2 separate regions of the Mus musculus genome follow, and region 2 is linked to region 1. Evidence: chromatin contacts called from ENCODE POLR2A ChIA-PET data. All regions are on one chromosome and are shown on one strand. The core of a region is the stretch at or near the end of the contact, and the rest is flanking DNA. Distances in the headings are between cores, read along the strand shown.

What was found. ChIA-PET counts read pairs that join two places held with the same protein, here RNA polymerase II (POLR2A).
Region 2: POLR2A ChIA-PET joins it to region 1 with 13 read pairs in Patski. The contact joins the promoter of Ubtf here to the promoter of Hdac5 in region 1. POLR2A ChIA-PET finds 5 or more read pairs at or near these places in 2 of 5 experiments (Patski and embryonic stem cell).

What each region holds. Positions count from the first base shown.
Region 1 is chr11:102,228,648-102,231,484 of GRCm38, forward strand. It overlaps Hdac5 (histone deacetylase 5), which reads right to left and starts at 1,525. Exons shown (of 27, transcript NM_010412.3): 1 at 1,358-1,525. It overlaps Mir8101 (microRNA 8101), which reads right to left and starts at 1,503; the gene lies at 1,393-1,503.
Region 2 is chr11:102,317,662-102,320,361 of GRCm38, forward strand. Ubtf (upstream binding transcription factor, RNA polymerase I) reads right to left here and starts at 1,435. Exons shown (of 21, transcript NM_011551.7): 1 at 1,187-1,435.

The DNA.
Region 1 (2,837 bases), core at 275-2,774:
GAGAAGGGAAGACTGGAATGAGGAGCCCACAACATGGTTCATCCGTAGCCCATCTCCACAGCCAGCATGGGCTCTTGGGTCCCAGTGTGGAGGGCATAAGAGCCTGGGAGACCCTCCCTGCCTGCAACCTTAGGACCTAAGTGGAGGGCCAACAGGTTCCAATGTAAGGATTAGCCAGAGGTCTTCTGGCCCAAACCAATCTCCCATCCCTGCCTCCTTTTGTTCCTAGGATCTAACTCTATCTTCCCCTCCCACTGATCCCTAAACCCCTCTCTCCATTCCCATTCCCAAGATCCAAAGCTAATTCCAGGACCCAGAAGCATAGTGGTCACTACCAGAGTGATGGGTACACACACACACTACACACACTACACACACACACACCACACACACCCCAAAAGCAACTGCAGCTGCTATCCTTCCTCTTCAGGGACAAAGCTCATCTCAGAAGGCCAAACGCAGGGACATGAAGTGGTCACCTTCTCCCCGAAATGAAACACACTCCCCGCGCCCCCCCCCAGCTCTTAGATTAATTACTTATCGTCCAGCCAGTTCTCATCTTCCTGAGGGCCCCAGGGATGGGTGGGGAGGGGGGAAGCCGACTCCCCCAAGTTAACAAGGCACTATTAGAACCTCTGCCCCATGAGAAACAAACCCAAGATGAAAACTGGGCGCGGGAGTGGGGTGGGGAGATCTGCCCTAGCCAAGAAAGATCACCAATTCATCTCCCAGCTCTTTCCCGAGCTCCAGGGTGTCAGACAGAAGAGGGTGGTAATAAACGCAGTAACGCCTCACAGGCGAGGGGGTGAATAGCACAGACAAGTAAGATGGGCCCCGCAGTCCTCTTCCACCTGCAGGGACGTCAAGGACATAAAATCAAGGGTATGTTCTTCGCCACTTGGAGAAGCACTGTGGGTGGGCTGCGCCCCTCACCTCAGAGTAACAAGAAAGGGGTGTCTAGTGAAGAGAGGGTCTGCCCAGAATGCGGGTTGCAAGGCTCAAATCGCAGTTGCAACGGATTATGAGCCGCCGGGGAGGAGACAAATCAGACATCCCCGGCCGGTCTGCGGGACATTTGGGGGCGCGGGGTGCGGGGTGCGGGAAAATCGGCCCCTCCCTTACCTGCAGAGAAGGAGCCCTGCAAGGGAGGGATGAGGAGGGGCGCGCGCGGCGAGCCAAAGGCGACACTCCCCGGGCCCAGCGACGCTCCCTGGGGGTGCGGGCTGGCTCGGCGCGCGCGCCGGGAGGAAGGACAGGGTCGCGGGGAGCCCGCGGGCAGCGACGGCGGGAGGACGGGACGCTGCGGGGCGTCCCGGGGCCGTGGGAGGTGGGGTCCTGGCGGGTGCGGCGCGCTCACCCGCTGCGGCTCGAGCTCCGGCTTCGCGGGCGGCGGCGGCAGCAGCGGCGGCAACAGCAGCGGCAGCGCCTCCTCGACGGCTCCTCCATCTTTGCGGCGGCTCCTCCGGCTCCGCTCGCCGCCGCCACCAACAACAACATTCGGAGACGTCACTCTCGTCACGTGACCCGACCCCGAGCTAAAAATAGGCTCAGACCCCCCCTTTTTCGGGCTTCAACCGAGAACCCTCCCCTCCCATTCGGCCCTCCCCTCAGATGGGCGGGACCAATAGCGCCACCGTGACAGCTTCTTAAAGGGCCAATGCCCAGCCCAAGGTTAGGCTGGGGTGGAGGTGGCAGAGAAGGGATCCCGATCTCTTCGCCAAGTAATGAACTGAGTAGAACCCGGACCCCGGCTGCTGCAGGGGCTGGATGTGTGGGATTTACGATTTTGTTCTCTGTGCTTTTTCGACTTCCTTTTCAAACGGCGGATGGTGCAATCTTTGCCCGCCTGAGCTGTTCCCTAACACGCCCTTCCCTCGTTAGGGGGAGGGTAGAGGGGGGTGGAATCCTAGGGGCTGCCTTGGAAGTGGAAGCCCCTGCAGGCGCGTCAAAGCTGAAAGATTAGCTTGGACAAGTCTCTAACCCACCGTGCTAATATGGCACAGCGCTGCATCTTGTTAAAAGAAACTCCTTGGAGAAAGCCAGCATAGGTTGTAACTGTCCCTGGCCTTCAAAGGAACAGACCAAGAACCTAAAAGTCCGCTGGTCCCCAACTTTGATACCACACATACTACTACCACGTCAGTGGAACTGAACATGACTGTATCATTAAACCTACATTGTTTTGTCAATGACCTAGCAATTTTCCTAGCAAAAAATGTATTCTAAGAAAATATTGTGCTCCAAAATGAGTATAGGAAGAGATTGTTTGTTATATGAGATGTCAGAAACAACCTAAATAAATATCCATCAGGTAGGTATCTGCAAATAAACTAGGAGACATCTATTTAGTAAGTTATCATACAGATGCTCAAAATTATACATATGTGGGGGGTGTAAAAGCGGCTTTTGGGGCGTTTGACAGGAATCTGACATTGGTCAAGGACAAGAAAATGAGATTCAGGCAGGAATCTGACATTGGGCCATGACAAGGGAGTAAGTTCAGGTAGGAATCTAATTTTAGGGTGGAACAAAGAAGTAGATTTCAGGCAAGAATGTGATTTTGGGCTAGGACAGGGAAGTAGGCTCAGGTATCTTGGTCATCCTGACAAGCTCTTAGACTTTGTTTATTGCCTTGACATACGGCTTTAATCCCAGCACTTGGGAGGCAGAGGCAGGCAGATCTCTGAGTTTAAGACCAGCCTGGTCTACAGAGTGAGTTCCAGGACAGCCATACTGAGAAACCCTGTCTGGAAAAAACAAACAAACAAACAAAACAAAATATCCATTAGTTCCAATACTTTATACAAACGTTCATGAGTCTGACTCTGTATGCCTGA
Region 2 (2,700 bases), core at 185-2,684, 89 kb after region 1:
CGGGCACAGCCGCAACTCCCTCCCGCGGCGGCAGCGGCTCCTCCTCCGGGCGCGGCGGCGGCGCTGGGGCGGCGGCTGCTGCTGCTGCTGTGGCGGCGGCGGCTGTGGCTGCTGCCTGCTGCTCCTCGCGGCGAAAAGCACAAAGCACAGCGCCCTCCGCCTGCAGGCAGCCCGCCCGCCCGCCCGCCGGCCCCGGCCTCAGCTCGCACACCCCCCGCCGCCGCAGCAGCCTCCGCCGCCGGAGCGGGGAGGAGGGAGAAGGGAGGAGGAGGAGCGGGAGGGGGGGCGGGAGAAGCGGGGCAGCGAGCGCGTCCTTCCCCGTAGAGCGCACACCGACCCCCGGGGAGCGAGCGCCAGCCCGCCCGCCTCGCCGGCTCCGCTCCCTCCCACAGCCTGCCCGGGCGGGCTCCGCGGGGGGCAGCTGGGAGGAGGGGCGGGCGCTGGGGGGACCCGGGCGGCCGAGGCGGAGGCAAGGAAGGAGGGGAGGGGGGTGGTGGTAGTGGCGGCGGCGGCTGCTGCTGTTGCTGCCGCCGGGGAAGGGGGGGGCCGGGACAGGGAAGACACGCAGCCGCCCGGATGGCGGCGGGGCTGCGAGCCGAGGCGGGCGAGCAAGCGGGCGGCTAAAGCGACCTCGCCAGCCCCGCGGGGGAACTAGCAGGCTTGGCCGGCGCGGGAGGAAGGGAGGGCCGAGGTGCGGCGGTGGAGAGGGTGGCCGGCGAGCCTCGCGGGTGCCGGCAACCCTGCTCTGGAGCTCTCTTCCAGGCTCTCCCAGCTTAAGCTCGGTTTCCCGGCCTAGTCCTCATCTGCTCCTCTCTCCCGCCTCCGGGAGCGGGCTAGCGACCACCCTGGTCCCCGGAGCGTGGCTACCGGCTTGGGACTCACGCTCCCGGATCGCGGTGCGAGGTTTCGGCGCCTACCTCTCGGTTCCCTTATGCTCCGCAGAACACCCGTGAAACTTAAAATATATATTCTTAGTCCCCTAAACAACAAAAACCTCTCCCGTCCCTCCTCACACCCGGGAATCGGCCAGGAGCTGCCGACCCCAGCGGAAGAGTCACTCTGGGAGCCGGTTCAATCCAGCCCGGCATGGCTATCCAGGCCTTCCCGGGCGCGTGGAGGACGGAGATTGGCGCCGCCAGAGAGCAACCCCTTTCCCCCGAAATCCGCGGCACCGAGGCTTACTTACCGAGCAAGTGGGTGCTAGTGAGGGCCGGGGGCGCCAGGCAGCACGGCAAGCGGAAGAGCCGAGCCGCAGCTCCGCAGCTGCCGGCGCCCGGGCAGCGAGTCTCCAGACAAAGCCCGAGATGGCGAAGCGGAGCGACGGCTAATGGCGAGCCCCACGCGCCGCGCTCCGCCCGCCCCGCTCCGCCCGCCCGCCCGCCCGCCTCGGCGCAGCGCAGCGCAGCGCCGCTCCGAGCGCTCGCCCGTCAGAGCCGCCTTGGCGCCGCCGCCTCCCGGGCCGCCCCGGCCTCGCCTGGCCCCTCCGCCTCCTCCGGGCGGCTCAGCCTCACCCCTTCCCTCCCACCGCTCGGGGGCTGCACGAAATTTTAAAAAAAGGAATAGTAAAAAAAAAAAAAAAAAATGTTTTTTGCTTTTTTTTTTTTTTCCAAGGCAGATGTTTTTCGACATTTAGCTCTTTTTTGGCTCCCAGCTCCCACTCACCTGCGGGGCCTCCGGCAGGGCTGGGGGCGGGGGTGCGCGGGGCTGGAGCCGCCGAGCGCGGGTTGAAAGCTAGCCAAGCTCTGCAGCGCCCGACCCGGGCGTGTACGCCGCCGCCAGTCCCCGCAGAGAAATCGTCCTCCTACCCCCGCCTCCATCGCTCTGCGTTTCTCTTCCAATCAGCCGGTCGCTTGGCGGCTCCTCCAGTCTCCGGCCAAGCCAGCTGCCTAGAGCGAGCTCCACTCCATCTGCTTGCCCGACTCCTCGCTCTCCTGTCGGGGCGGGCAAGGCAGCTTGAGGCCGGAGGGGGATCTGTGAGGGATCCTGCCTGCTCCCTCTCCCATTGCTCCATCCTTGCTGTCTCCTGCCTCCTCCTCTCCTGCGTTTTTCCAACTCTCCCCTGTCGCCACTGGTGTGTGTCTGTGTGCGCAGGTTTTCTCTCTCTCTCTTTTTTTTTTTTTTTTTATTGCTTTGCTTTTGCAACCCTGAAGCTAAAGCGGGATGGGGGCGAAGGGGAATGTTACAAAAAAGAAAAAGGGAAAAAAAAAAGCCTCCTAGGTTTGCAACGTATGAAAATACCCGGGAAGTACCCCGCCTCGTTTGGGTCTCGGTGCCCGGCGAGGGCCTTCCGGATTTCAGAGCCAGTCTTGGGTTGTTCTCGATGTCCCCCATCTTCACCGGCCGTATGATCCGAGGAGTTAAGAACAAAAAGTTCACCCCTGTGTCGTAGTAGGGTGTCAGTGGGAGTTGGGGAGGTTTTTCAAGAAGCAGCGGAACGGCCATCCCTTTACCCTGGGCTTCAGTAACTAGGCCGCGACCGGGGTAGGGGTTTAGAGCAAAATCCCAGCGCGTTTGTGCGAAAGAGCTGGAAGGGGGAAGTCGGAACCGGGAACGGAGCTTCGTGCGTCTCCCCCTCGGTCTCTGCTTCCAGTTGCCTGCAAGCTCCCCCTTTAATTTTTTTTTTTTCTCCTCCTTTCCTTTAATCTAATTTCTTCCAACTCCACCTTTGTTGTTACCGGCGTCACGCCTGGATCAGCCAAT